Regions from separate parts of the Mus musculus genome. Here all the other regions are linked to region 2. The links are chromatin loops, found by intact Hi-C in ENCODE. Cell type or tissue: left cerebral cortex. All regions are shown on one strand. Region 1 overlaps Ttc7b (tetratricopeptide repeat domain 7B). Region 2 overlaps Ttc7b (tetratricopeptide repeat domain 7B). Region 3 overlaps Ttc7b (tetratricopeptide repeat domain 7B). Region 4 overlaps Rps6ka5 (ribosomal protein S6 kinase, polypeptide 5). Region 5 overlaps Ttc7b (tetratricopeptide repeat domain 7B). Region 6 overlaps Rps6ka5 (ribosomal protein S6 kinase, polypeptide 5).

Region 1 (5,000 bases), 130 kb after region 2:
ATTGTATCCCCACAGATAAAATTTATTTGTCTTAATGGTTTTCTATAGGTTATCTCCTTCTGCCCCTTCAGAACTGTGTAGTACTGTAGTTACCAGACCGTCAAAATGCTACCCTTTTGAGTCAGCAGATCCAGGAAAGAACAGCCAGTCGACCCCCCAGGAGGTCACTAACAAACACCCCATAATCTGTTTGCCCCAAGTCTGGGGCGCACTGCCAGAGTGATTTAGCAAAGCGTTATCCGATGATTCAAGTGACTTCCTGTGACTCAGATGCTCAGAAGGCTTCTCAATTCATGGCAAGGTGGATGGATGACATACAGCATGCTCTGAAGAGTCAGGAGGCAACACGGTGTCTGTCACTCGGTGGTGCCAGGAGAGTAGGAGGCAGCCAAGTTCACTGGTGGTCATGGTCTGCAGAGACCTACAGAGAGGAGAGGTGGCTGTGAATTGGGCTGTGGCACTGGGAAGTGGGAATTTTGATTTTTTTTTTTTAACAAAAATGTCTTCAGTTGAACAAAATGTGATGTGGCTCACAGTCTAATTCCAAATCTGAGTAAGACTAGGCAGGAGGATTGCTGAGAGTCCCAGGCCAAATTAGACAAGATAATGAGCTCTAGACTAGCCTAGGCTGCAGAGAGACCGTGTTTCAACAAACAAACAAATCAAAAAGGCTTTTGCCATTAAGAAGCAAATATTCAGACTCAGAGCCTGTGGAAGTGGGTGTGCCGCGGGGACTGACCTCAGATAGACCGGCGACTCAGCTATGACAGAGCAGCTTGGAGTATGGGGCTGCCCCTGGGTAAGCCAGCTTCACTCACAGGGTCTGATAGGACTTCTGAGATGTAGTAAGTCCCCTCACGCTGCGCCTCGCTCCCTTCCTTCCCTCTGGCGAAGGAGAAGCCGTGCTGAATCTCACATTTTCCCTGTCACAGTTTGATCTGAAAATAAAAATCATTTTTACTTTAAAAATCCTACTCATCTCTATAAGCAAAAATGGGAAATGGCAGTCTTTATCTCCCTGAAAAGCCCCTTTCCCGGCCCCTCGATAGAATCAGGACGTGGGAGGCGTGGCCCTCTAACCCAGCCTGCAGCAGGTACTGCTCAGCTGGTTGCCCCCGTGGAGCCCATCTTTTGCCTGTCCCCCCTTTAGAAGGGAGAAAATAAACCATCAGCTTCCTCGTTGCCAATTCCCTCACTTCTCCACACCTCTCCCACCTCCCCACATTTCCTCCCACTTAGCAACCAAGAATATTGAATGTGCAGAGAAAAAAAATAGCAGAATTGGAAAGCCTTTAAAAATACCTAACCAAATGCCTGTGACCATATTCTTCTTTCCTTGAAAGATCTTTTAGGGACAGAGCAGGGTGTTCCCACCCTGGGGTGGACATGAGCCCTCCCAAAGCCCTGGGTATGGGTGGAGACAGGACAGCCATTATCAGAGCTCCCTGTCTGTTTCAACTTCATTTTCTCAGGATATAAATAAATGTTTCTCCGAAACCCTTTACCACTGCACAGACGTAGGCATGCCTGAGCAGCTGGGATGAGAAGTGACCCTGCCTAGGGCATGTAGCATGCACAAACAAGGCTAGCTCTGCAGTCGGCACACTTCACAGCCCCCAGATGCAATACCACAGGACCAACAACAAACAGCCTCCAGGCTCTTTAGGTCATATGGACTTTCACACAAGAATCATGGTACGTGAGAAGCATCCTTTACTAAAAATAAAATAAGCTGAAATTTGAGCAGGAAGGTTTTTACAGGGAGCAGTTGGAGTCCAAAGGGAGTAGATCTGTGCCAACCCCCTGACTCTACTGCCCTTGCCTCCATGTGCTCAGTGTGGCCTCTTTGCTTCATCTGTCTGGGTTCCCCATCGTCCCCGAGGCCCTTACCGGTCATCCTGAGGCTCAGCACGGGCCCTCAGGGCACTAAGAGGAGCTAGAGGAAGACATGGGCCAGCCTGAGAGTGGCCAATGAGAGCAGCCCCTGACTGTATGTTCTCGGCAGCTCTTTCCATCTTTATTTTTGCTTGAGGGAAATCTCAATAGAAGCGGGTTGCAGAGCTGAGCTTGGACAAGTTGTACCAATGGGGCTCCACCTGCGCTTGGAGGACACAGTTTCTGCTTTGAGCAGTGGGTGGACGTTCTCCCCAGGGTACATTTGGGGAAGTGCTGTGGTTTCAGATTCTCTTTTCCTGGGTCTGAATGTTTTCCTGCATTTAAGATAGGGATCTGACTTGCTCGTCTTCTCTCCCTTAGTAAAGAACAAAGCCCTCTCAGTTCTTCTCCATAATGACTTAGCCACTCAGAACAGCGTGAACCTGACCAGACTCTCACCAGAAAGGTCCCCATGGGCTCTCAGCATCCCAAATCGCATCATTTCAGCCGGGGCTGATAGTGATCGCTTTCACTGAGAACTTCTCTGTGCCAGCACCAAACTGGGCCTCTACTCCCTATAAGCCTTGCAAGACAGCTACTGTTGCCCCAACTTTAGAGGAAATGAAAAGCTAAAGGAGAGTGTGCAGCATACCCAAGTTTTCCAACTTTGATTTGAGTGGAGTTACCATCAAACAGGAGGCTGTCTGACACTAAAGCTCTCTCTGTGACAGCATACTGCTTCTGTTGATGACAGCCAGATCCTCCTCCTCCTCCTCCTCCTCCTCCTCCTCCTCCTCCTCCTCCTCCTCTTCTTCTTCTTCTTCTTCTTTCTCTTCCTCCTCCTCCTCCTCCTCCTCCTCCTCCTCCTCCTCCTCTTCTTCTTCTTCTTCTTCTTCTTCTTCTTCTTCTTCTTCTTCTTCTTCTTCTTCTTCTTCTTCTTCTTCTTCTTCTTCTTCTTCTTCTTTTGTCAGTCACTTCTTTCCCACCTCTGATCACTGCCACCTGAACCTTCTCTGTCATTAGCCTTAAAATGACATCCTTATGATTGGAAAATCTTGTTTTCTTCCTAACTCCTATGTCAATCACTTACTAACAAACAACATTTAAAGCTGACACACACTGTTGCAGGTTTTCTTTACTTTAGGCCTTCTAATAATCACCAGTGTTTTGGTAGGGCTTTTTTTATCTTACAGAATGTGTTCTCCTTCTGCCTTCAGAAAAGCAGAATGAATGGGCAAGTGCCATGTTGGATCAACTCTTCTTACTGCTCACAACTCTTCTTACTGACACAAGGCTCAGACACAGTGAAAGCTTGTGTGATTAGGACCCAGGCCTCAGAGGGTTTTAGAGGTTTAGTCCATTATCATGGCAGGGAGCATGGCAGCACGCAGGCAGACATGGTGCTGAAGAAGGAGGTGAGCGTTCTGCATCGAGATCTACAGGCAGCAAGAAGAGTGAGATTGCAGCGCTTGGCTTGGAATTTTGAAACCTCAAAGCCCAGCCTCTGTGACACACATCTTCCATTAAGGGCACACCTAACTCCAACAAGACCACACTTCTTAATCCCCCTCAAGTAGTGCCATTCTCTAATGACCAAGCATTTGAATCTGTGCACCCATGAGAGCCTTTCTTATTCAAGCTACTACATTCTACTGCCTGACCCCTATAGGGGTCATATATATATCATAATGCAAAAAAAAATTCATAAAGTCCGACTCCAAAAGTCCCATAGTCTATCACAGTCTCAACACTGTTTAAAAGTCCAAAGTCTCTTCTGGGATTCAAGGAAATCTCTTGACTGTTTGTTACCCCCTATGCAATCCAAGTCAAAAAGCAGATAACAACTTCCAACCTACAGGGCATGGAATATACATCAGCATTCCAAAAGGGAGGAAAGGCGCATAGTGAGGAATGCTGGACCAAACCCAGACCCTCACCTCTCCTTTCAGCCTCTGTTAGGGTTCCTGTCTGCAGCCCCTCTCTGAGATGAAATATATATTGTGTACCACACAATATCACAAGAGGCAAAGCTGTGATAGGAACTCTGGCGTTCTGACTCCTGGTCTTTCACCACCACACCCTGTCTCTTGTGTTTAGCTTCTGCAGCTGTGGAAGACAGGAAGAGTCTCTAAGAGAAACTACAGTTCCCATTTTAACCAGTGTTTACTATATATGCTCTGACTTGTCAGTCGTAACAGGGGAACAGTAATTCCCTGGAGGTGTATGCTTTGTATATAGACACCGTAGACTTGGGGTCTTGCTGATTTCCTCTCCTGAAAGTACCTCTCTGCACCCCTGAGATCTAGGAAGAAAACATTCAATATGAAGAAAGGATATCCCCATTTTGAACAATGTGTAGTTAGTTGTCTTGAATGCTGTTTTTAAAGGGGCAATGGAAGACAAACTGCAGGATAGACCCAGAGGTAGTTGCTCTACCAGTGGAAGGAGATAGGTCTTGTATCATTATTAATGATTCTGGATGCAATTGATTTCTACTGTTTGAAGTGGGGAGCCCTTAGATTCCCACATCTCCCATAATTGCACTAGAAGGCCAGACAGAGGTGAGCTGTCTCTGGGAAACTCACCAGGCATAGTGACCGAGACAAGTGTTTAAAGGGAACTGTGTTTCTGACCCTTGGCATGTGCCTGGAAGTTTTAACTAGCCAGAATGCGCTATCTGTACACTCTTTCAACTGTTACCCAGTTCTGAATCTTTACTTCCATCATCTAGCCAGAAAAGTCACCCAGGTACAGTGGCTTTCTCAGTGATGATTCATTAGTGACAGACAGAGAGTAAGAGCCCAGATCCCCATCCAGGCTCCAGGATCCCAGCTTTTGGATCCCTTCATACCTCACACGTGGCAGCCAGGCTCATTCTCTGCAGCTTGGTGAGGTGGAATCCCATAACATTACAGCTGCAGTACCCCAGTGTGGTCCAGCGGGCGCCCAGGCAGGTCAATGCCTCGTGGGTTCCAGAATCGTCGTACATTGAGACAAAGCCTTCTGAAAGCTCCCTGGACGAGGAGCCTTCGCAGTGTTCAGATCACCAACCCTTTGTGACTGCTTATATTAAAAACACTACATGACCAGACCAGTGTTAGAAACATTCAGCACATGTTGTATGA
Region 2 (5,000 bases):
ACTGATTTGATGCTCCCAGTGGTGACAGGGTTATCTGGAGGTAGGGTACTCAGTGGAGCTCTGGTCTCAGGAGAGAGGGGTCTGAGTAACATGTGACTTCCCCTCTGTGTGCTTCCTATTGCGGCAGGTGATGTTCACGTACGATGAAGGCAGCAGCTAGACAGAGACCTGAGTGTCAGCTCAAGTCAAGCTGAAATTAAAAGTCCACAGTAGAGTACAAGTGTCCCTGTGCTCAGAGCTTGGGTTCCCAGTGAGTTTTCTGCTGAATGTAGGCACACTTTTTTTTCCTTCCAGAGTTGTGGCCGGCTCCCAGATGGCCAGGCTGGCCTCATATCCTGCTGTGTTCTACCCACCCACCCCTTCTCCAGGCCGCCTGCTGCCCACTCACCTGCCCCACCTCCTCCAGGCCCACTCCCTAACTGGCTCTGTCTTCTTCTAGCTCGTTGCTGTTCTCTTGTCCCTTAGCTCTGGTCTCAGGAGAGAGGGGTCTGAGTGACATGGGACTTTCACCCTCATTGACACTGTTTGTTGCATGCAGACCCCACCCTCCTCCCGCTGGTTCCACACAGTCTAGGTTGGCACTCTGCTTTGGTTTAATCGTTTCCCTTCTGCCACTTGCCTTTCCATAACTGTATCATTAATTAATTAATTCATGGGATTAGCAATTACACGGGCACATGGTCTAGGCTGGGCAGTGAAGCTGTGCCATGTCCACGCTGCTTGCCTTGCTTCTGTGTACAGAGGAGGGGTGGAGCTGCCTCACAGGCTACCCTACCCGCACGAGACCGTTTGTTAGCTTTGCCCTGGCATGCCGGGTACACAACTGGTCATGAACTCTACTCGGATAGACACTGGTTGTTAAGTCGGAAGTGAGGGAATTTCAGCGTGTCTGAAATCCTGTCTATTTAGATGAATATAGATGTGGTCCAGCATGCTTTGAAGCACATAATCTTGTCTGTGGCTCCTTTCCTGCTGACCCTCACCTCCAGGTCTGTGGACTGCCTCCCATCTGTCTGGCTAAAGAGCCTTTGTAATGCAGTTAGCTCTTGCACTGTGGCAGTCGGGTTCCTCCTAGAATCTCCTAGGGGCCCGGACTTGCACCAAGTCTGATTTGGGCTATCACCCGGCCTGGCTCTTGTGTTTTGACTAATTGGATCCCAGGTGCAAGCCTTGCTTGGTCACAACCCCTCCTAGTCTTCTGTGGCTGCCAAACCATGTCTAGTGCTCATTTTCTTCCCCCAGATATTCATGATGTGTTGGAAATGAAGAAGAAAACACACACACCCATATTTGGAAAGCTCAGAGCTCTCTTGGGGGCGGGAGCAGGGCACAGACTGTTCTGTGGACAGCGAGGTGTTGCAGTGTGGCGTAGGGTGTAGCTGTTCACAGCGGGCTGGGGAGAGCGCAGAGCAGGAGAAACAGGAAGCCCCACTTTGGCTGCATGTCCCTGCCCTGTGCCTTGCCCAGTGCCCATGAGAGGTGGCAGCTTCTGTGCAGAGAGGCCTCAGGGTATGTAGGGACTACTGAATGCTGGGTTCTGGGATGTAGTACTAAATTATTGGTGGTGATTGCATCTTGCAAGGTGTCCTAAACATGTCCTAACCACTTGGCCCTATTCCCCTTGATCCTTGCTACCCTAAAGACAAGCATGGCTACAGGCCCCATTTAAGAGAGCTGGTGGGAAGATTCATCACTCCACCTCTTCACGGTTGTGTCACCGTGAGACTGCACACCCTTAGTGACAGAGGTTGATCCTGGTTGTGTTGAGGTCCTTTGAACAGCAGCTCTTAGAACCAGTGTAGACTCTGCAGGAGGTTGTGGACAGACAGCCTTTACTAAACAGTGCAGGCAGCCCTCAGACTTTTTTGTTTAAGGATATCTGGGACACTTTGGAGTTCCGGACAGGTTTTAAAAATCCAGAACCCAGAATTATATAGCAAGATGATAAACCAAAAGCTGTGGCTTAGGGCCACATCTGTCAGGATCACAACTTTTTGCAGGGGTCAGAGGTCGTTCTGCAGTAGGTGGGCAACTGCCACCAGGGGTCGCAGGAGCCTCATCAAGACTCAGACAGGAACCACTGTAGCGCATGCGCAATTGCTCCTTTCCAGGTGCATCACATACCTTACTTAAATTTACATGCCTCAGTACAGGGGAACACCAGGGCCAAGAAGTGGGAGTGGGTGGGTAGGGGAGTGGGGGGGGGGCATGGGGGACTTTTGGGATAGCATTTGAAATGTAAATGAAGAAAATACCTAATTTAAAAAAAAAGAAAAAAAAAGAGTTTTAAACATGTCCAATAGCTTATAAGACAATAATAGTTTTTGACTCTGGACTTTAAAGACATGCCTAGTTCTTTAAATTGTGATCAATAACATATTTTCAGACCCAGCAGTAAAACCAATCAACCTGAAAAAAAAATTATCTGCTTGCCATTTGTGTCTTAATACCTTATAGTTCCTACCCTGCTCCAAGGCAGGCTGACTTAGCGTCCCTATAGGCCGAGCTGGCATTTGCAGTTTCGGAGACTGAGGTCACTGGGTTATTAAACGGGAGTTCAGAGATGCATGGAGAAAATTGAGCTGCCTGGGCTTCTCTGTTAAACTGGAACTATAGTGAGGAGGGTCCAGGAATGCCCTGCACTCTCTAGGAGGAAGCTCCATAGCCTGTAGTTGTTCAGCTGGGTCACACCCAGGCTTATCAGCCTGTCATGAATGCCTGGGACAGCTTTAGCAGAGACTGAGTTTACACAGGGACCTTTGAAAAGGGAAAGAAAACATGAGATCGTTAGCGGGGATCGTGCCCTGTATCCTCCTGGGTGAAGGTCCGTGGTAGTAAGGAAGCCCATGTGAAAGCGCCAGGGTTTCCTGACGGGTTCTTTGAAGCAACAGAATCTTGTCTTAAGCTTTAGCAATCGCGTGTTTACAAATGAACATGACCTTCTAGGTGAGCAGTAGAACAAGACAGTTCTCTGATCTTTGGGGGTTTGTGTCCCAAGAAGCTACTGAAGTAGAAAGCTCACGAATCAGTGCCTGAGACCGTGTGAGACACCGGACACAGCCTCAACTCCCCTGTGCTTATGTCCCCTGTGTCTAGAGAGCGTGCAGGAGACCAGAGAAGCCTCATTGCGTTTCTTTGAAAAGCTGCTTTCTGCATTTGAAGCTCTGAGATCCCTTTGGATGGTGAGGGGGCAAGTCGTTTTCTAGAGAAGTCCATGTGTGGTAGGGATGGACGTCAGAAGTAGGTCACTGCCGAGCTCCTGTGTGCCAATTTTGCTATGGTGGAAAGGAAGCTCAGGACTTGTGTGTGGGTTGGGTGGGGGTGGGGGATGCTGTCTGGCCTTGATGGTGTGGAGAGCTGCTAGCAAACTGTACCTCTCCTTTGAGCTTCCCACCCTTTCTACTCTAGAGGCTGTGATTGCGCTGTGGCAGGAGGCTTCATGCCGTATGGAGTGGGCCTCGCAGCTCAGGTTGCTGGCCAGGGCTGCCTGTTTATATTTAGATGCTGTAAGAAGAGCACAAGTCCTTTTGCTGCTGTTGACCCACATTCATATTTTATGTTGTTTGTGTTGGTAGACTTCTCTTTCATTGGTTTTCCTTTTGGAGGCAGTAGGAATTCAAAGAGTCCATAGAAGGCTTTAAGACAGTTTTAAGTGAAGGTCTGCAGAGGTGTCTATTCTGAATTATCTTTTAAAACTTTAAAATTTACATGTTTGTTTATTTAGTATCTTTGTGTATGCACGTAGAGTGTGGAGGTCAGAGGGCAGTTTGCAGGAGTCTGTTCCCTCCTCCCACCGCAGAGACTCCCAGATCAAGCTCAGGTTTCCAGGCTTTGGCCGTCTTACCTGTCCTGTCCCGAGTTCTTCAGAGACACTGTGTCTGTCACATTTGCTGCTGACTGGTTTGTTTGTTTGTTTAACATTATTTGAAGACTAGCTCCTTCCTTCTCTCCAAGCGGCTGTTCTGAGAAGTCCATCCCAGCTAGGGCGCTACATCTAGTTGCTGCCCCCTGGGGTCTCATGCAGTGAGGCAAGGACAGTTGCTTGTGTCCCCTGGTCACTGTCACCCTTGCTGTAGTTGGATGGTCAGAGGTTCCATTTTATACTGCAGAGTATCCTAGTGTGATACATCTTCTCTTCTCTTAGGGCAAATGAGCCAAGGCCACAGTGACAAGACATCACACTTGGGATCAGGGTCTGAGTTGGTTGCACTAATGGGGATTAACTTTGAGGGGCTGGAATGGGAGTGATGGTTGCTTTCTGCTTGAGACTTTCCTGTATTTTTAGATATCCCCTTAAAAAAAAAAGGAATTGAATTGTCATTGGTGCTAGGAAGATGCTAGTGAAGGTGGTGACTATTTGTTCAATGTTTCTGAATGCCAGGCCCTGGCACTGTCGCCAGCACATGTCACTCTGTACGTTTTCGTGACAAGGAGAAAGGCTCCAGGGTGTTCGACAGCATGCTCCTGACTCACAGGGCACTCGTGCTAAGAAGCAAGGGTTCAAAGCCAGATGTCTACTCAGAGTCCACCCCCGCCCCTTTTACTTCAGTATTTCTCCCAGAAGAGTATAGTTATGTAGGTGTGATTTTTTTTCAAACAGAGCTTTAAAATGTTACAACAGAAAAGAGTTGCCCAACATGATCCACCAGTTCCTGCCTTGCAGTGTAGCCAAGCAAACTAAAGCCTAGGCTCTTACGAGAGGCAGGGCAGGAAGGCTTGTACAGACTCCCCAGCTATGCAAGAAGTGGGAAACCTCCAAAATTCAGCAATCTATTAATGGATTTAAAACAATGAAGCATTTCTTCCTAGTGGAATGTTATTTGCCAATCAAAAGAAATAAGGTTTTAAAAATAAATAGTAGTACCCATACAATATTGTACCAAGTGCAGCTTGTGAGTGGTTAATCTTATGTCTGTGTACTTCTTCAATTTAAAAAGCAAGAAAGTTTGAATACTTGCTAACTAACTGTTAACCTTGGAAACATTTTATTTAATCGAGCC
Region 3 (5,000 bases), 120 kb after region 2:
GGCCATGTGTTTAGAACTTCCTTAGCAGTTCAGTGGCTCACATCTGGCAGTGAGCCACTGGGTGGGTTCTTCACCATAGAAGCTGCTACAGTGAGGAGAGCCTTGCCCTCAGGCCCTCGTCCCCCCTGTTGACAGCTGACCAGGAGGCAGAACACATTTGGGTGTTTAACAGGACCAGTTGCCCAGAAGGACCCCTTGAAAGCCTGAGAGTACGGGTTTCTCATTGAAAGCCTGTGAGGTTTTGTGTATCAGCAGAGATTTTTGGACTTGAACACATTTCAGAAACATTCAAGTTTGATGCCCATTTAGGTAGGCATGATGCAAAACTCTCCCAGCTGGTTATTAAACCCGCCTTTTATTTCCTTGTCTATTCTGGAAAAGCATTTGCTTCTTCATCCCGAGGAAATGTCTTACTATGCTCATTCTTGACCCCACCATGTCTATATGCTCCTGGACAGTTGCTCAGTGCTCTCCAGACTCAAGGGCGGACCATGAGGTACAGCCACTGTGATTCATTGCCCCAGGCTGAGAGACTGATCACCTAGCATACCCTCACTATAGCTCTGTGGGCAACATTGGGCAGAGTTCTCGATCAGCCCTTAGAAAGTGCTCACAGGTATAGTGTGTTCCATACCGCAGCTAAGGTACCCACAGTTCCAGGCTTAATATGATTGGGTGTGCAGAATTCCCACCTATCTTGGGAGCCATGTTCCCAGGAGTCGTACTGGAGGCAAGTGTAGTGCATACCAATAGCTCCATCTTCTCAAGAACCCAGGAGTTTGGAACCAGCCTGGGCAACATAACAAGCTCTCAGTTCTAAATAAATAAACTAATTTCCCCTGGGAATGAATCAGCACAGGAAATATTTCCGAAGTGCAAGGACCATGGGAGCTCTTTCCTGGGAAGTTGTTTTTCTTTTGTTTCAAAGCACACCACTGCAGGTCCGTCCTCCATTGGGGTGGAGAGCTATGAGCTGTAGTGTTTCTAACTCTGCACCCACAATCCCTGGGAACCTAGCTGTGTGTGGATTCTCACTTGGGGTGACAGGTGGAAGAAAGATAGAGATTCTGTTTTTCACAAAAATCTTTCTTGTAGATTCTGCAGCTACATGTCTTGGACCATATACTTGGAGTAACAAAGTATTCAAAGATCTGTTAAGGCCTTTTCAAGCTTTGCGTTAATTGGGAAAACTTGTAACTTCTTTTTTAATGAGGTAATAAATAACATGTCAATATGCAGTTGGGTAAGCCACCTGATCCATGACATTGTTCCCTGGGTAACAGATGGAGAATTAGATCATTTGAGTGATCTGCAGTTAGTCAGGGCTCAAGCAATAGTTAATACGTGTTAACAGTCACCTAACCTGGCTGACATTCGTTCCTTCCAAATGTTGACAAAGGGGAATAAGAAGTCTGTGTCTTAGCTCTGGCCCCTTCCCAGCTATAAGCCATCATCGAAGTCATCCCTGGTGGGCACCAGTCACAGCAGCTGAACTCGAGGCCACAGGCTAGGTGTTTATTTATGTGTTTGTTTGTTTGTTTGTTTGTTTGTTTTTCTGGCATTGGTCCATTAAGAAAGCCCAGCCAGACTACCATGGCTCCAACCAGCACATAGTAGGTTGAGGCAATAAACAGAGGTAGAGTTCCTTCAGGAGAGCTGGCTGGTGAGATCTGAAGATACAGTTCTGGACAGGGCTGGCCGCACATGGCCTGCTTCGCCTTCCCTTTCAGAACACCTGTTCCCGACTGACTCATCTGGCTTTAATCCCTCATCTCCCTCATCACCACATTGCTCTTCATTTTTTCATCCTGCTTGTCTTGGTTGGGTCGGCTGCCAAACCGTCTTCTCTAGTTAAAAATGTCTTTCGAGCACACTCGCCCCACCCACCCTACGCCCCCTCCTCTGCTAATGCAGTCTCTCCTTTGCTCAGAGTCCCATGCTCGCTTTCCTTCAGGCCTCTGGCAGCAGCTCCGTCTCCACGTGGGCTGCCCAGCTCTGAAGTCAGGGTCAGGGAAGATATCCAGAGCTCTGAGGACCTGCGTCCCACCGGCGCAAATTTTCTGGGCTGTTCCACACAGCTGCTTTTGCATCCTGCCCACGTTCAGTAGATAAGCAAAGGAAGGCTCCTGGCGTGCGGAGTCTGAGAGTTGAGTTCACAGATCATCACAAGATCCTAAATGTTCAGGTTCCTAGGATTTTATTTCTAAATCAGCTGCTGTGAATGCAGCCCTCACATTGAAGTAGTGCAGGTTTGCATGATTAATGTGTGTGTTTCCTCCATGAGGCACTTAGCAAGCTTAAGGAAATTAGAGCCACAGACTTTAAATTTTTTTAAAAAGATCTTTGATGTGTATGTGCTGTGATGTGTGAGTGTGTGTGTGTCTGTCGGATGACTACCTTAGATGCCAGTCCTTGCTGTCTCATGTATGAGAGCAGGCCTCTTGCATACTGACCAATGGTCTTCTGGGATTTTCCTGTCTCTGCCTCCCATCTCTCTCTAGGAGCCCTGGGGTCACAGGTAAGTGCTATCTCTCCTCTGCCTGCAGGTGGCTTCTGGGGATTCATGGGAGTCCTCATGTTTGCATAGCAAGTTCTTTACCCACTGAGCCACCTCCTTAGCCCTCCACTAGTTGTTCTTGATTGGAAACCTTTGTGTATATTAGGTTTCAGAATTTTACAGTGTGCAACTTCTAGCTTTCTCTTTCCTCAGCCCAAGTCAGGACTTGTGGGAGTATCACCAGGAGAAGGCTGAACAAGAGTTTACATACAGCAGGTGGGACAGATCTGGCAGGGTCAGAAAGTCATCCTGGAAATAGTTGCTGGATGCCCCACTTGCCCTGAGATGTGCCACTTAGACTCATCTCCTGTGAAGAACATTGAAATTTCATATTACCACATGACCTGGATTCTCACTGGGATGTTTTATGTCCGTTCTAAGCCCTTCCTTAAACCAAACATAGACTTTATTTCAGGAATTATCTTAGGATTCTTTGAAATTTTTCAAAATAGGGTAAAATATTATTTAATGAATTTTAATGAAAAGTAAAAGTTTGAGTAACTGGAATTTTGTATGTATCAGACTTTAGGGTAGCAGGCAGATCACAAACATACATGCACAAATGTGAATGACTGTTCTCTAATAAGTCTTGCATGTGACATTCTAGGGTCAGAGCCCCAACTCCAACTCCTCAGGCTCAAGGCCACAGTGTGGTCGACCACTCACTGGGCTGGAAGTTTTGAGAGGGGAGGGTCTGATTGCACTTTATGCCACGTTGTGTTCCACAGTCTTACATTTGGCTTAAATATTTGGCAGTGGACTAGTGCCTCCCTCTCCATCCATGTCACTGTAAGATTCAAAATAATTCCCTGCTTCTTGTTTGGTGCTTTAAAGTCAGAGAGATTTAGTTCACTGTCTGTGCTATGAGTCTGGCCGAATTAACTCTGCCTAATTTGCAGGGTTGTTGTGGAATCAGTGATTAAATATTCCAAGTGCTCACAGCTGCTGCTGCTGTTATTATTTTTACTTGTCTTGGAAGCATACGTTTCTTGGCTTATAATTTGTTATCTTGCGGTTGTAAGCTCTCGTGGTTTTTGACAATTGTGTTGTCATTGGAGGGGGGTTACTCCCATTCTTTAAAGCTAAGAGGTGCCATTCGCCATGCACTCTCAAGGATGAGTAGGCACTTAAAAGGCCTAAATGCATGGCCTGAAAAGGCATTTCATACAACAGAGCACCCTCTGCAAAGACCCGTGGCACATGAAGACTAGTGAGGTGAGGGAGGAGTTGGCCTTGGCTTGAGTTGGGCTGAAGATGACGTACTAGGAACAAACTAAGGTAGCAGGAGCCGGATCACAGCACACGCTGTAGAAGTTGCTAAATTTTAATAAATATCAGTAATGAAGTCTGTTAGCTACCTTTCTCCTTGCTGTAGCCAAAGTACCTACCAGGAAGCAGCTTAGGGAAAGACAAAGAGTACGCAGAGAAAGTGTGATGGTAGAAGCAGGGTGTGCTGGTTGGTTTGTATGCCTTGCAGAATGAACGGTCTTCACTTGCTTTCCCTGTTTTACTCAAGTAAGGACCCCAGCTTATGGGATGGTGTGCCAAGTTTACAGTGGGTCTTCACACCCCAGTTAAACCAGGTCAGAAACACCCTCAGAGACCTGCCAAGATTTGTCTTCCAGGTGATTTTAAAACCTGTCAAGTTGGCCAGTGAGATTAACCATCAGAGTTGGATTTGTGTTTTAGCATGTTCTCCTGTTCTCCATTAATTTTATGTAAGTTTTCAATAAGTCTCTGAACAAAATATGTTTTAAGTGAGATTACTGAACTTTGAACCAAGTCTACAAAGTACATGACTTCTGACTTAAGTCATGGCTGCTCTTGGTGACACGACCACCCTGATGGTCCCTCTTCTGCTCACTGCCTCATGTCCAACACTGGCATGTCCTAAGCTTTCTCATCACTTGTTTTGTTTTTCTTGCCTTGGGATTTCCTCAGTGGGTTAAATTTACAGTATCTTTGGATTCAGCAGCATCAGACTAATGCCAGTCATTGTGTCACTTATTTCCCACCAGATGTTTTCAGCCACCCTAAGACATTGATTGGGTCAGGTTTCTGGAGAGATGAGAAGCATCGGTTCTGTTTCTAACACTCTTCCCTGCCTTATAAAGCCACTGACATTCAGGAAGTGGGTGAAGAGGCAGTGCCATCTCTCCCTGCCCCCGACCTGCATTCTCAGCCTTCACATGGGCTCAGGGGTGCACGGGGGGGGGGGGGGGGGCTGCACGGGGCCTGGCTGCCTGTTTTCTTGCCTCCTGGCTCTTCCCTCTGCCAGGTTCTTTGATGCTGTTCCCAGTACCTCCTTTCCAATGCCTTCCCATCACGTGTGCTTAGCAGGTCCACTATTGTTCTTCCTGTCTAGCTCTCTTAGATCCAGCCCACACCTTTTCAGCTCCGTATCATGAGTCAAGTGTTTGAAAGCTGTTATTTCATGTTAATT
Region 4 (5,000 bases), 96 kb before region 2:
TGGGAGGCAGAGGCAAGCATATCTCAGTTCAAAGCCAGTGAGTTTACATAGAGTAATGGTTCTCAACATGTGGATCGTTTGACCACCAAACCTTTCACAGGGGTCATCTAAGACCATCATAAAACATGGATATTCACACTATGATTCATAACAGGAGCAAAGTTATGGTTACAAAGTAGCAATGAAAATAGTTTTCTGGTTGAAGGTCATCACAACATGAGGAACTGTAGTAAGGATCACAGCATTAGGGAGGTCGAGAACTGTTGCAGTAGAGAGTTCCAGCCTGCTAGAGCTACCAAGTAAGACTCTGTCTTTAAAAAAGAAAAAACAAAGTAACCATATCTATTGTTCATAATATAGTTTGATTTTTTTTTTGACTTGTCCCAATCTTCTTGCTGTGCTCTAGAAGATAAAGTGGGATGACTTAGCTGCCAAAAAAGTGCCTGCGCCATTCAAGCCGGTGATCCGGGATGAGTTAGATGTGAGTAACTTCGCTGAAGAGTTCACAGAGATGGACCCCACCTACTCTCCCGCTGCCTTGCCACAGAGCTCCGAGCGACTGTTTCAGGTAAAGTTGCAGCATGCCAGACATGCTTTGGAAGAAAGCCAGTTTTCCTAGTGAGGTGGTTTGTTGGCATAAAATAAGAATTCTATAATCTCTTCAGAACTAAATTTAGAGATATGTTGAGGTACTATCTGGAAGTTTGCAGTTTACTAAATAGATTTTATTATAGTTTTTAATGTGTATGTTTTAGGTTTTTTTGTTGTTTTGTTTTGTTTTTTTGAGACAGAAGTTGGAGTTTTGGGATTTGGATTGTTTAGTGGGATATTTTGTCTGTTCATTTGAGACAGGGTCATGCTGTGTAACCCTGGCTATTCTGGAGCTCACTATATATAACAGACGCGTCTTGAACTTCTGCTTCTCCGTAGCTCGGATCAAAGGTGTGCATTCGAACAACCAACCTCTGTTTGTTTTTTATGACGAGGTATTCATTTTATACTTGAAAATTCATTTCTGCTGAGGCTCATGTGAAAATTATAATGCTATTTTATTTTTTACTCCATTCTTTAAACTATTCAGTGTTACCTGGACCTTTATCTTCAGTGAATAATAAATTATACATGCTCTCTAATTCTTAAAGTCTTGAATCGAGGGGGCCAGAGATGTAGAGTGCTCACCTAGCCGGCAGGAAACTCTGGCTTTAGTTTCTAGTACTGCATAAAACTGGGTCTGGTAGCACTCACCTGAAATCCCAGTGTTCCAGAGGGTAAGAAGTTCAGGGTCACCCTCAGCTACACAGTGAACACAGCTGCCAGTAGAACCCTGTCTCAAAAAAACAAAAATCAAAAACGGAAGGGAGGGAGACAAACAGATTTATTTTTAAAGACTTTGGGTTTAAAGTCCATGATTTCCATGCAATGATGGGCTATAATCTGGAAATGTGAGCTAAAATAAGTCCTTCCACTCCAAGTTGGTTTTGCCAAAATATTGTTTAAAGATTTATTTTTATAGTTTTGTACGTGTATGTATGTATGTATGTATGTATGTATGTATGTATATTGTATAGGATTCCTTGGAGCTGCAGTTTCAGCTTGTAAGCTGCCTAATGTAGATTATGCGACGAACTTAATGCCCTCTGAAAGAGTAGTGAGCACTTTGACTCTCTGTAAGAGTGTTTACCTGTTTGTTTTTGTCAGTATTTTATCACAGCAATATGTGTAGATGTGTGTATGTGAAATATTATATAAAGCACATTGTTTTGTATTTTAACTTTAAAAAATTAAAAGTGCAGAATATTTTTTAGGAAATGTTCGTTTACAGATGCAGATACTCTGTGCCTATTGAACTGTGTCATAGCTGCACTTCTCTGACCACTGACAGTGCCTGTAGTGTGGTTTGCTCTGGCTATTCAGAGTGTGCCTCTCACCTGTCCTATGACCCTGGAGAACATGGCCAAGGATCTATGTAGGTGGTAAACTAGTAAATGCCCTAGCTTGCACAGAGTAATTATGTGTCATTTATCACTCTGGCTTACCACATCATCCTTCCACTGGGGTATTATTTTCCAAAACTCAATTTTAAGTTTAGTTATTCTGAAAACATAGAATACAGATTCAATAATTGCTAAATTAAAGATGAACTTTTATGAAACTTGTTATTTTTGTAGTTTGAAACAGTTCTGGGGCCACTTTATTTGATGTGTTGACTGTGCCTCTTCTGAGGTCAGATGAGTTTATAAACAGATATTATCAGCAATGCAAAAGGTTCACAGGCTTGCATCAGATTTGGGAGTGGAATAGGGAGGAAGTCTTTCTGCCTTGATTTTTTGAGTTGGGCTAGTTCTGCCAGAAGATGGCAATATCTCCTTCTGAGAAGCATTTGCTATTGAGTTAATGCTGTATTCTGAATGCAAATAAAATTATCTTCATCTGAACATTTTTTTCTATGAAAAGAAATGATCGCCATCTAGACCGTGCCTAGCTGTGAGAGTGCAGAGCTTTGAGCTTTAGCATCTCTTCTCTTTTCAGGGCTATTCCTTCGTTGCTCCATCTATTCTCTTCAAGCGTAACGCAGCTGTCATAGATCCTCTTCAGTTCCATATGGGAGTTGACCGTCCTGGAGTGACAAATGTTGCCAGGAGTGCAATGATGAAGGTACATAGGTCTGGCTGCCTCAGTTTGGATCTGTGATTTGTGTGAATATTTAAACACCAACTGATGTTTTTAAGTCTAGTAAATTTACTAGATTATCACTCAACTAAAAGGCAACTTTAGAAAATGAGTAAATAAGTGGGAATAGCAGTGTTTTCCCCAGAAGATTGTCACTGCCAACCTGCATGAGCTCCTTTTTGCCATGATAAAACATGATATATTTTGGACAAATGTATAGATGAAAATATAAGCACACTAAATGAGTTTTAATTTATTGCTTTCAAATTTCTGAATCATTTCACATTAAATTACAGCTTTACATATACTTTGTGTATTACTACCAATCTTTTATTAAATTAAATAATGTTGATCTTTTATCAGGACTCACCCTTCTATCAACACTATGACCTAGATCTGAAGGACAAACCTTTGGGAGAAGGAAGTTTTTCAATTTGTCGCAAGTGTGTACACAAAAAAACTAACCAAGCATTTGCTGTCAAAATAATCAGCAAAAGGTATGGCCAGTCCTAGCAGTCTTTCTTGGGGCTTTTGACCACTTAGGAAGTTCTGGAAATTACGGAGAAGGAAATCAGTTGTTTCCTTTGCGAGACTTTTTGCACACATGCTTAGTTATTTGCCTTTTTAGCTGAGGTCCAATACTTCTAGCACTAGTGTTCTCTGATGATGTAATCAGTTTTGGACAAATCAGAATCTGTTGTGTTTTATATGAAAACTGTCTTGTGGTAATGATATATTTAATCAGATTTGCTTGGTGACTTTTATTTGTTGAATATTTGCAGTCAAAAGTATTTAGCAAGCTTCCTGATGGCTTTAAGAACAGAGCTAGCTAGTTCTGGTAACAGGTTATTACCATTGCTAAATTGTCAGCAAGAAGAGCATCCATTTCTTTGTATGACTAGCTCTCTTCTAATTCAGAGGTCATAATTTTCTTTAAAAAAAGTTTTACTTTCCTGGTGGGTGGTATGATTACTACTTTTGTGGATATGTCATTTTGAGACTTTGACACAGGCATTCTGAATACACTATAAATAAAAACAATCAGGGAGAGAGCGCTGATGTGAAACTCTGCTGGAAAACTATTTGATTTTGTAGGATGGAAGCCAATACTCAGAAAGAAATAACAGCTCTGAAACTCTGCGAAGGACACCCCAATATTGTGAAACTACATGAAGTTTTTCACGATCAGGTATTTCAAGGACTCCCTCCATCCGCGCACATGGGCTAGGTCAGATACAGGGTTCAACTTCTCACCAGTTTTATTGGTGCTGCTGAGTGAAGCTCAGGGGCGTCTACTATCACCCAGCCTCTGGGAAGGGGAGAGAAGGTAGCGCACACACCCTCACCTCTGCCTCAGTTCATCCTTTACTTCACCCATCTTGGCATGGGTGGATACAGAGGGGCAAGAGGCCCTCGTGCCACTGTCACAGATTGCAGTGTGCTTATTGTGAGTGTGGCTGCCATCCACCCTCACTTAATTACTTCGTAGTCAGTACTTAGTGACTTTAAGCCTTCAACATTCTTTACATTTCTAGCATCAGACAGACTGACTCTTAAGCCCACATGGTGCAAGTTAAAGGACAAATGGGAAGCAGAAAGACAGATGTTCCCTTTCATCTTGTTCCAGGTGGCAGCGTCTGCTCAGCCCCCAGGACAGGTTGTTCTATGCTCTCTTCTACTCTTAGCTCTGCTTTTCAACAGAAGTCTCACACGGAAGCCTGTCACTTGGACATGGCTGGTCCATAGCACCTCTCAGCTCCCTCCATTGCCACCTCCCATGCCTGAAATTGTGCTATTTATTCTTCTCTCTGATAATGGACAGGTATCAAAGCCTTCTTAGAACCTTAACTTGTTACCATTCTATGCCTATTAAGGCACAAATACCAAAACAAGTCCTGAACATGGTTTTTTTTTTTTTTAATCTAATTTTAACAACAAAGGACCTGAGATTCCTAAAAGTCTTGAGACTTGTACCAGGATCAGTAATCAGTGACAATCTAGAAAAGAGAACCTCTTCCAGGTACACATTATTCTATTGTTGTGACATTCTTGACTAGAGTAGCTTTTGGGACTCAGTTCTGAGTACCACAGCTAAGAGTGACTCATTATGGTGATATCAGGTGGTAGCAGGAACACATCGTAATTATAACTTTTGCCTCCGTTTATGCAGTATGTGGTCCAGGTGCTGTACTGTAAACTCTACATGTATTATCTTAGTCCTTGCTTAACACTGTGAAGTCAGAAAACAACTCATAGAAGTTTAGGTACCATTAGTTAGCCTTAATGGTAAGGCTGGTATCTAAGCCCCACCATCCCAACTTCACAACGCA
Region 5 (5,000 bases), 52 kb after region 2:
GAAAAAAAAGTTGGACAGAATATTATCCAGGAAGGGCTGGCTCCCAGGTCCTGCTCAGCTTGCTGAGCTGTTAGGCTGGGCCCTCCTTTCTCCTTGGAGCTCTTTCCCAAGTTTGTTGAGGAAATGAGCTCCTACCTGCCTTAGCAGGTGGATGGGAAGCCACTGGGAAGGATGTGCAGGGTCGTCTCAGCAGAAGATGATGGTGACCTTGGTAATGGTATTATCTCAGGTTTCTTTGTTAGCTTCTGTCCCAGCCTGTGGGGACCTAGATGTGCCCAGAAGAGTGAGTCGTGTGCTCTCCTCATGATGAAAGAGTGGCATGGATGAATGCACATAGTGGGTCTTTTTCTATAATGCACAGGGAAACCTGACCACCATCTTCTGGGCTGACTATGTACTCTGTCTAGGAAGAGTCACATGAACAAAGCACCGTGTTTAGAGAACACTCTTTAGAAGCTTGTCCTGGTGATGAACGTGCAGACCCACTTCTCTACTCGCTAGTCAGAACAGCAACTCTCTCATCAGCTGACCGGCTTCTGAGCAGTGTTTCTGCCTGGGGCAGAGACCATTGATCAGAACTCTCAGCTCTCTCCTGGTCTCCTAGCCTCTAGGTCTGGCCCAAGCACAGTCTTCTCTATGCTCTCCTTCCTCTGGGTGAGCTTGGCTTTTGCTTGTTGGAATTAGCTCTGTTCTCAAGTTTGTGTCTGGTCTGTCATCATGACAGGCCATCTTTCAACTCTCTAGGCACTGGAACTATATTGGGCCTGGGTTTGATCCCAAATTTTCTGTTTACTGGCTCAGTGGCCATGGACATATTTCCCCATCTTCACATCTAAAAGTATACATGAAAAGATTTTTGATGTAGCATATAAGGGAAACCAGCTCTGATTTTGCAGTGTTTATTATTAAACCGAGCATCATAGCGCCTACTTCTGGCTTTCACCCAGTAAATGTTTATGTGTGCCGTGGAGGGCCAGATGGTAGGTGGTGGGAGTTCGCAAATGGTAGGGAGATGCAAGGATGATGGTTTTGAGGAGCAGGTCAGGGCTTTGGGGTGCTTTCCCTTCCCCCATTAGGGGGAGGCACTTGTTCCTTTTCTCAGGTGAGAAAAAGCAGGAGAGAGCTGAGAGTGGCTTTCTTCCCTTATGTGTCTGTCTGGCATCTGGCCCTTTCCTCCTGGTCCATGTCTCCACATGCCTCACATCTCACGCTCCCTTCCTGCCCTCCCCCTTCTCATGACCACTTCAACTTTGCCATTTGTGATCCTCCTCTCTAATTTTAAATTATTCACCTTTCCCAGCTCCTATCTGGGACAACTCACAAGGGTGCCTGGGGATCCCACAGACATTGCACTTCCTCAACCCACACTCTTCTTCATTCCTTCCCCACGGAGAACACAGGGCGTTTTACTCAACAGTTTAATGTCATGGTCCTTCCTCTTCTGCTGGTTAGTAATTGGGTGCCCGTAGGCTGCTTGTGGGTAGAGTTGGGCTTGGGACCCAAGGCCACCCTCTGATTTCCACCACTTCCCATCCTGAGGCTCTTTGTTACCTACCCCCTCTGCTACTGCTCAAATCCTTAGGGCCATTGGGCCATGGTTTCTCAATGCCTAAGGGCCTTAATATTCCGTCAAGTGTTCTCTTAGATTTCTTTGTTCCCTTCCCTTTGTCTTAGCTTTGGAGTATTGCACTGTGTTAACGTGGCAATGCAGTATCTGTTTGCCACTCACTGAAATGTGCAGTACACTCTTGTCCTTGCCCCTGACCTTTTAGCATGAGTATGTGTGCTTCACTTAGAAGGACCCCTTCCCTCTCTCCTTCCCATGGTCCAAGGCACTGGGAGAATAGGATGGTGACAAGTACTGATGAGCATTTAGGATTGTTAGGACTCCCGCTTTCTAGACTGTCTTGCTTCTTCACTACCATCATCTTCTAAAGTAAACACTCAGTAGGCTTGGTACTCAGTGGTACTCTGTAACTGACTGAGCCCACCTCACAGCGCAGGCTATGGAGGCCCAGCCTGTGGTCCACTGAGCAGGCACTTGTGGTAGAGTAAATATAATGTTCTGGGACTTACTCTGCTCTTTGCATTTTCGTATCATAGGCTTATAAAACTTCCTTGCCACGTCCAGTCTTTGGTTTGTCCTGGTCCTTCTTCATCAGCTCAAAGCAGGCCCCAGATGCCTGTGCTGAGATAGCATAGTAAAGAGTCACTTCCTAAACCCTTGATCCCCCTTGTGTTCAGTGTTAGCATTGTCTGGGACTCACCCTCTTCCCCCAGAGCACCAGTCTCTCAGGAGATGTCACCATCACCTTCCCCGCAGAGTAAGTAGGTCCAGAAAGTTTCTTATTCACCTCACATGACATCAGTTATCTTTTACTTAATTATGCCTGTGTGTGTGCTTGCGTCTCAGCAAGTGTGTACCATGGCCTTACCCCCTTAGCCATCTCACTGGCCCGGCTGTTGCCTTTTATCATCTTAGGCCCAACCTGGGAATTAGGATCTTCATGGGCTACTCATTGCATTGTTGGCTTTCAAAACCTAGCCAAGGGAGTGAAGGAGTCAACTAGGGAATGTCATTTTTGTCTTCAAAGTAAAATGATTCTAAAGAAATAAAGATTTTCCTTCCTATAAATTGGAAGGTAGAGCTTAGTATTATCCCCTCCCCCAATGGTATACTTTTGAAGATGTCTTAATTAGGGTTTTCCTGTGGTTAAAAACCATGATCAAGAGCAACTTGGGAAGGAAAAGCTTGGTTAAACCTTACAGTTTTTAGACCATCATTCAAGGAAGTCAGGGTTGGAACTCAAAGCAGGAACATGGAGACAGGAATTGATGCAGCAGCTATGGGGAAGTTCCGTCTATGGCATGTTCTTTATGGCTTGCTCGGACTGCTTTCTTACAGCACCTAGGACCACCAGCTCAAAGGTTTCACTGCCCATAGTGACCTAGGCCCTCCTACATCAATCATTAATCACCAATCATCAATCAAGAAAATGCCCCCATAGGGTCATCCACAAGCCCAGTGTGGTGGGGGCCTTTTCTCAGTGAGGTTTCCTCCTCCCGCATGACTGCAGCTGACACTGACATAAAACTAGCCCTCATAGAGGATGATAGCCTTGATGAGGGGTGGCATTTAAAAACACTTCCCCAGTGTATTTTACTCACTTTCTCTTTTCATAGCAAGTCAGTGAGCTGTAAAATAGATAAGAAAATGGAGAGAGGTTCCCCTTACAGAAGATTGAAACCCATGAGGTTTGGCTACAGAGTCAGTACTGTTTCGTCTCTCATAATTTAAGTTTGCAGATAAACATAAGGATTCCTAAACAAATGCACAGAAAGGCAGTTTCCCCTGTGATCGATCCACACGGTTAGTTTGTTAAAAGTATTATTACACTAAGGAATCCAAGAGTCCATTGGATTCTTTTGGGCTTCTGGGATTAAATTGAGACTCATTAAGGCTCTGGCGAGATTGCTTAGAGGATAAGAGCAGTCGCTACTCTTGCAAAGTACCGAGGCTCAGTTCCCAGCATCCACATCCAGAGAATCAAGGGCCCTTTTCTGGCCTCCATGGGCACAAGGCATGCAAAAAAAAAAAGTACACTTTCATACATTCAGACAAAACACTCATAAAATACAAATAAATCCTTGAGAAAATTGCCCTTCGTTAAGATACAATTATGTTCACGAGAGAGAAGGTTTGTTTTTCCGACTCCCTGGTGAGTTTCCTGTGGAGGCAGGTTTTGATGAACGTTGATGTCCTTTGACTATTCCCTGAGGTTGGAAGGAAGGAGGATTGAAGATAGGACGAGCTTTCCTGTGTTTCTCATTCCTCGGAGGCTTGGGGTCTGGCGGTGTAAAGAAGAGCTGAGAGAAGGATGAGCTGTCTGCAGCCCTCCGGCTTCTGCAGCTGCTTTCCTACTTTGTGCACTTTTTCACTCTGGGCTTTCTTTTGCATGTGTGTTAAATGGATTCCTTCATGTCCCTGTGATATGTGATATGAACTAGAAGGCACCCTCTGTGTCTGGTTTGATGTGTTCCTGTTACCTCACGCTGCCTGGCCAGCTGACCAGTTATACACTTTACTTCCCATTTGTCATGAGGAAGCCTCCCTTGGTGGAGTCATCCAAAAAATGTTGTTAAGCCTACGACAGCTCTCATTAGATTGAGATGAGACATCCAGAAGCCTGGCATGCTTGGTCACTTCCTAGTGTCGTGGCTGTCACACCCTCCATTGCTATATCTAGGCTGCAGCTGCCTTGCTCTGTACAGTCCTTTGCTAATGAGGCCAAGGTTGTGAGTTTGATCCCTGGCCCCTGACTACAGATGCCATCTGTCTTCACAAATGCATGCCACTGGATCTGAGGCAAGAGTGCGTTCAGAGGGAGAAGCTAGGCTTTGCTCTGGGAAACCTGAGTATCCTTTGGTACCAGGAAGCATGCTGTTTTCATTCCTGATGTGGAGGTCTACTTCTGATGTCACACGTTTTCAGAACAGATGACACCAAGGTTTGTTGACGTGAAGGAGAAGCAAGATTCTCAAGCTGGGATCTAAGAGTTACTGACTTTCAGAACATAGATGGATGATATCTTTTTGTGTTTCTGTCGTTTTAAATGTTGACGGTGCCCACAGTGGTGAGTGGGTATATCTTTCTCTGTGAGAGTCTGCTTTAGCTGTTCCCTGGTAGTCACAAAACTTGACAGGGAAAGGGATTTCAAAGCAGGCTCCTGCTCACTCTTTTCTTTCCTGAGGGTCTCCTGGCTTGCTCCTGTGAGGCTGTTGAGACCAGGAGAGATAGGTACGGGGGTGGGGGGGACCCAAAAAAATAACAACAACAAAAAACCAGACTTTGCTCTCGAGGTGTTGAGTTTGTCTGGTGAACTAACATGTGGCGAGTGCTGCTAGGTGCGTTTGCAGCTGTGCTGGGACCCTCCTCCCCTCCCCCAGGAGGCAACACTTTTCTCTTCAAAAGGAAGCCAGGAAACAGCCAAGTGAAGCTT
Region 6 (5,000 bases), 89 kb before region 2:
GCTTACAGTTTCAGAGGTTCAGTCCTTTATCATCATGGTGGGAAGTACTTGATGCTAGAGGAGCCAAGATACATCTTGATCCAAAGGCAGCCAGAAGGACACTCTGTTCTGCAAACAGCCAGGAGGAAGGTCTCTTCCACAGAAACATATACAGTGAGATGCGGGTATTTGCAGTAAATATTCTCAGAAATCCTGTAATTAATCATTGAGCCCTGAAGTTATCAAACACTATCTTTCTTTCAAGGGAAACTACCCATTAGCTGAGTGGCAGCAGTTGCATATAACACTACTTAGCAACCCCCTGCATTATTTACCATAGATTTTGTCACCTCGGCTCTCAGTTTTTAAAGTGAAAATATAAAAATTCAAAATTAAAATAGAGTTCAATAGAAATAAAATGAAGTAAAGGAAAAGACTGTAAAGATTTTGCTGAAATATTTGAAATTTTTCATTGCTAAAATAGAATTCTAAAAAGCTACATTATTCTTCAACTCTTTAAATGCAAGGATTGTTATAGGTTGTTTAAGCAAGGGATTATTTAAAGTTGCTGAATAATAAATAACCTATAGAGTAACCCGTATCTTTTCAGTAAGGCCCCACGTTGCTCTTTCTTTCCATCTTTCTAGCTTCATACGTTTCTTGTGATGGAACTTCTGAATGGCGGAGAGCTGTTCGAGCGCATCAAGAGAAAGAAGCACTTCAGCGAGACTGAGGCCAGCTACATCATGCGGAAGCTTGTGTCAGCTGTGAGCCACATGCACGATGTAGGAGTGGTGCACAGAGATCTGAAGCCTGAGGTGGGCCTCTGTGACCTTGGACAGCTCAGCCTGCTCTCCTTGTTCGCTAGCCTTAGAGTAGCTGTCAGCCTTTAGGACGCTTGCTATTTCTCTTGGGCCACTAAGTAAATCCTGGAAGATGTTTCCTAGGATTTTTTTCTTTCTCTTCTCTTTTCTGTGTCAGTCTAAAATAAATTTGTTCTTTTTTTCCCCTCTTGCCAGCTGATCATCTTGAGGTTATATTTGTAAGTGTGAGAGCCTTTTATGGGAAAAATGCTTCATGCAACAGTTGTATACTAAAAATAGCGATGGAAAATTTTGTAGCAAAAAATAATAAGCACTGCTATATGTATTCCATCTTGGGGAGTTTGTTCGTTTGATAGTGTATTTTGAAACCTTAATTTTCACATTTTTAAATCAAATTGATAGCTCCTAAACAGTAATGTATGGGATTCTGTTCTACATAGTTACACACGAGGCCCTGCCTTGGTTTAATAAGCTGTCCTATCTATATGTGCTTCAGTATGCTCACGACTGTGGTATTTATAGACCTGGAGAGCAGTGCAGAGCAACAACTTTTTATATTTCCTTAAGAAGGCTAATTAAGAAGGTTTTAACTCAGAATGATCCATTTTTAGTATCAAAAATATGAAAATTCCTCTCTTTTTAAAAATAAGTAATAATGAGCTTGGAAAACAAAAGCCAATGACTTTTTTTTTAAAAATTATCCTTTACCAAATGAGAAATTATATATATTTCTGCTCTAAAATAGGATATTATTTTTAGTTTCTATGTGATCATAATATATTTTCAAGTCTATTTAAAATATTAATGGGCTTGATGTTCCTTTTTTATTAAATCAAAAAAGAATATTTCTGTAAAAGCAATTTTTTTAATCTTGTGCTTAAATTATTTAAAAATGTTTTAAAAAGATGGGCAGTAGAGGTACATACTTTTATCCCAGCCCTTGGGAGGCAGAGGAAGTGAGATCTCTAAGTTCAAGGCCAGCCTGGTCGACAGAGTGAGTTCAGGACAGCCAGGACCACACTGAGAAAACCTTTCTCAAACAAAATTGATATTTTAAAAGTGGAAACATAGGGCTGGTGAATTGGCTCAGAAGGTAAGAGCACTAACTGCTCTTCTGAAGATTCCTGAGTTCAAATCCCAGCAACCACATGGTGACTCACAACCACATGTAATGAGACCTGATGCCCTCTTCTGGTGTGTCTGAGGACAGCTACAGTATATGTATTCAAATACAGTTCTCTGTATCTGTGGAGGATTGGTACCGAAGCTCCCTATGGATATCAAACCTCTTACATGAAATTGAATATTATTTTATTTTCATATAACCTACGTGATCCTTTCGTATACTTTAAATCCTCTCTCTAAGTTATTTATGATATCTATTTTGATGTAAATGATAAATATGTATATTTTAGGGAATAATCACAAAAAATCTTTTCATATTCTGTACAGTTTTGAAGGGGTTTTTGTTGCTTTTTTTTGTGGGTAGATTGTTTTGTTTTGTTTTGTTTTTTTGTCTGTTTGTTTGAAGTTTTTAGTGGGTAGTAGTTTGAACCCACAGTTGTGATCCTCAGGGGTACAGAAGACAATTGATTTATTCCTTTAAAGGTTTTAAATTTTTGAGTACTTTATTACTGTTCTTCCCATTGCTAGTAATTAATCAGAAGTGGCTTGTGTCGTAGGAACTCACAGCTCTGCTAGCTCCCCTCGGCTTCCTTCATCCCAATTCTCACTCTCCTACGTAACACCCACTGAAAACATGGTGCTCTGGGCTCCGAGATGAGCTGTCTAGTTTAAATGTGAGAGCACACTACTTAAACGTTTGCTTGATAGACAAGGAACAGGCATGTAGTTTTTTAATGGAAAAGATCTGTTCCATGACTGTATAGAACTCATTTTCACATGTTTTATTCTTTGATAACTGGCCATCTGTCATCTCATGGTGTCTCGAATGAGGCACATGTCCTCGGCAGCAGAATTTAAATTTGTCTTCTTCCTTTCCTGATCAAATAGATGCTTTTGTAGCTTGAAGTGAAGCAGAAATGTCAGATTACACTATATGTTCTACCATCATTTTATTCTTAAACTGGGTTTTAGGAAAGTAAAAACGTACCTTTGAACTAGCACTTTCCTAACTATAGCTCTCACTTTGACTTTTAAATGGCAGAGTATATTATTTCCAAACTAAAAGTTGAATCCCTTTCCTAGGCAGCATTTTAGTTGTGACTGTTTAGATAGTTAGATGGCGTTCTTTTTCTACATAGACAGAACTCTAAGCTCTAGGTGAGAACCAGACAGATTTAGAAGCTGACTGGCATTCTTAGAGGGCTGCTTGGTAGTCTTCATATTGATCCTCTTAAAGGATTAAGAAAGTTCTGTATATGATAGTATTTTCAGGCAGAAACCGAGATGAGGATAGAAGTGGCTCAACTGTTACTTTTGTCCCTTCCTGGCCATGCACACACCCATGTGGAACTGTCCTGATACTTCCCTTGCTACCCTGGGGCAGGAGGAAGTAAGCAGTAAGCTCTGGTTTTACGTGTTCTATGAGAGGAGGGTTAGAGTCGCCAGTGTAAAGGGAATGCCCTCACTTCCTCCAAGATGACCAAAGAATTCCTTCATTAGTCTTAGTGGAACAAACCCGTTCTTGCCAGAGCCTTGACAGGCCCTGTGGAGATGGAGCCAAACGTGCTTCTGGTAAGATGTGTAGCACACCGCCTGGCACTGCACAGAGAACCTCTAGTATAATTGCTGAAGGACCGATATGTCCCAAGAAAACACCCATGATTGGTGACCTCAGTCGTCAAAAATCAAGGTCTGAGCATTGTATGATAGAAAACTATTTCAATTTTTCCTTTCTTTGTTTTTTCCACCCCCTTCTTTTTTTACATTAAGTTTTTCTGTTTTATAATTTCATAACTGAGTACTGTCTTTACATCATTTGCACTTACCTTCTCCCCACTCCACCTACCCTGCCCCCTCACTCCTGCTGGCTGCTTGAGATTAGGTAATCTGTCAGGGTTTATCCTTGGAGAAAACCGAGTTTCCCTTTCTGGGCAGCTATTAATTGCCTGTAGCTGTTCATCTAAGGCTGGTAGGGCTTTGTAAGAGTTCTCTCATCTATATTGGAATAGCAACTGATGCTGTCATTTGCTGCTCTTACGTAGGCCACTAAATTGTTACAATTGCATGGGTACAGCTCCCTGTCACACACAGAAAACATTCTCACAGCAAATGTTCTGTCCTCTGACTCTTAACCATCCCCCAACTCCTTTTGTGGGATGTTTCCTGAGCCTGAAATGTAGGAGTCGTGCTGTAGAACTCTCCATTGAAGATGAGCACCCCATGGTGTGATGCTCTCTCTATTCTAACCAGTTGTAGATTTTGGTGATGGTCTCTTGACTGCTGTAAAATGAAACTTCTTACCTGAGCATGGTGGCATACACGTTGAATTCCACCATTCAGGAGGCAAAAACTCTGAGTTTGAGACCAGCCTGGTCTACATAAGTTTCAAGTCAGCCTTAGTGAGACACTGTCTCAACAGAAATTGTGTGTGTGTGTGTGTGTGTGTGTGTGTGTGTGTGTGTGAGTGAGAGAGGGGGGGGGGAGGTGAGAGGGAAGAAGGGAGAGAGAGAGAGACTTCTTTAATGAGACGTGAGAGCTACACTTACCTAAGGATATAGGAATGACAATACAATTAAGAATACATAGGTTTAGGAATGTGTCATTAGCAGATTGTCCTCTAGGGCCCTTGACCAGTCATAGCAGTTAACTTTGGGTATATGTAGCAATGCTGGTCATTGCTGTGGCTCACAGACATTACACATGGGTAGGACTGCTGATTGCTTTTCTCCCTTGGCAGTTTGAATGGCAGCTTTGAATACCATGGGAACATTTCCTTAGGAGGAGATTTCCAGATCAGCTTCAGTCCAATTCCCCCAACTCTTGTGTCTGAAGTGTAGTATCTTCTTCAGCAGTAGTCTTTGGCACTAAGGTCAATGGCAGTAGCCTATGTTTTGGGAGTCTATTGAACTCCGATGACCAACAATGGTAAGGAAGGTTTCCCATGCTTGGCACTGAGTTTCTCTGAGTCTATGGCTCTTAGGGGAGATCATTATTACCAAAAGTAGTATAATTTCATTTAAATTTTATGCACACACCCTCACACACACACACACACACACACACACTTGTATA

What was found. Peaks named below come from ENCODE experiments on the same cell type or tissue, not always from the same donor. Only the 100,000 strongest peaks of a DNase experiment are listed, where the experiment ranks them.
Region 1: a loop joins it to region 2, with 4 times the contacts of the local background. A loop is called at or near these places in 5 of 42 quality-filtered maps.
Region 3: it touches region 2 in a loop (2.0-fold over the local background); 5 of 42 quality-filtered maps call a loop at or near these places.
Region 4: a loop joins it to region 2, with 4 times the contacts of the local background. A loop is called at or near these places in 4 of 42 quality-filtered maps.
Region 5: a loop joins it to region 2, with 2.3 times the contacts of the local background. A loop is called at or near these places in 9 of 42 quality-filtered maps.
Region 6: it touches region 2 in a loop (9-fold over the local background); 3 of 42 quality-filtered maps call a loop at or near these places.

Annotation. Positions count from the first base shown.
Region 1 is chr12:100,349,414-100,354,413 of GRCm38, reverse strand. All of the region lies in intron 16 of Ttc7b (tetratricopeptide repeat domain 7B), which reads left to right. Gm51958 (a long non-coding RNA gene) reads right to left here. Exons shown (of 3, transcript XR_003950124.1): 1 at 4,727-5,000; 2 at 740-938; 3 at 1-421. Among named protein-coding and RNA genes, the nearest start is that of Gm51958, 2.5 kb to the right of the region's middle. In left cerebral cortex, a CTCF peak has its summit at 4,829; DNase peaks (open chromatin) are centred at 1,110, 1,496, 2,115, 4,688 and 1 more place; H3K27ac peaks cover 4,417 bases.
Region 2 is chr12:100,477,167-100,482,166 of GRCm38, reverse strand. The region is part of intron 3 of Ttc7b (tetratricopeptide repeat domain 7B); the gene reads left to right. It overlaps Gm36375, which reads left to right. Exons shown (of 2, transcript XM_006516439.4): 2 at 1-5,000. Among named protein-coding and RNA genes, the nearest start is that of Gm36375, 16 kb to the left of the region's middle. In left cerebral cortex, a CTCF peak has its summit at 2,037 (motif pointing right); DNase peaks (open chromatin) are centred at 1,944, 3,248, 3,400, 4,506 and 2 more places; H3K27ac peaks cover 4,882 bases.
Region 3 is chr12:100,358,378-100,363,377 of GRCm38, reverse strand. The region is part of intron 15 of Ttc7b (tetratricopeptide repeat domain 7B); the gene reads left to right. Among named protein-coding and RNA genes, the nearest start is that of Gm51958, 11 kb to the right of the region's middle. In left cerebral cortex, a CTCF peak has its summit at 2,524; DNase peaks (open chromatin) are centred at 1,888 and 4,974; H3K27ac peaks cover 3,935 bases.
Region 4 is chr12:100,573,290-100,578,289 of GRCm38, reverse strand. Rps6ka5 (ribosomal protein S6 kinase, polypeptide 5) reads left to right here. Exons shown (of 17, transcript NM_001330702.1): 9 at 407-568; 10 at 2,530-2,655; 11 at 3,034-3,167; 12 at 3,766-3,859. Among named protein-coding and RNA genes, the nearest start is that of Ttc7b, 55 kb to the right of the region's middle. In left cerebral cortex, a CTCF peak has its summit at 2,356 (motif pointing right); a DNase peak (open chromatin) is centred at 2,431; H3K27ac peaks cover 285 bases.
Region 5 is chr12:100,425,602-100,430,601 of GRCm38, reverse strand. The region is part of intron 5 of Ttc7b (tetratricopeptide repeat domain 7B); the gene reads left to right. Among named protein-coding and RNA genes, the nearest start is that of Gm36375, 67 kb to the left of the region's middle. In left cerebral cortex, CTCF peaks have their summits at 2,075 and 2,274; DNase peaks (open chromatin) are centred at 1,382, 4,169, 4,431, 4,584 and 1 more place; H3K27ac peaks cover 3,964 bases.
Region 6 is chr12:100,566,626-100,571,625 of GRCm38, reverse strand. It overlaps Rps6ka5 (ribosomal protein S6 kinase, polypeptide 5), which reads left to right. Exons shown (of 17, transcript NM_001330702.1): 13 at 627-797. Among named protein-coding and RNA genes, the nearest start is that of Ttc7b, 48 kb to the right of the region's middle. In left cerebral cortex, a CTCF peak has its summit at 1,986 (motif pointing left); DNase peaks (open chromatin) are centred at 2,584, 3,053, 3,446, 3,885 and 3 more places; H3K27ac peaks cover 4,787 bases.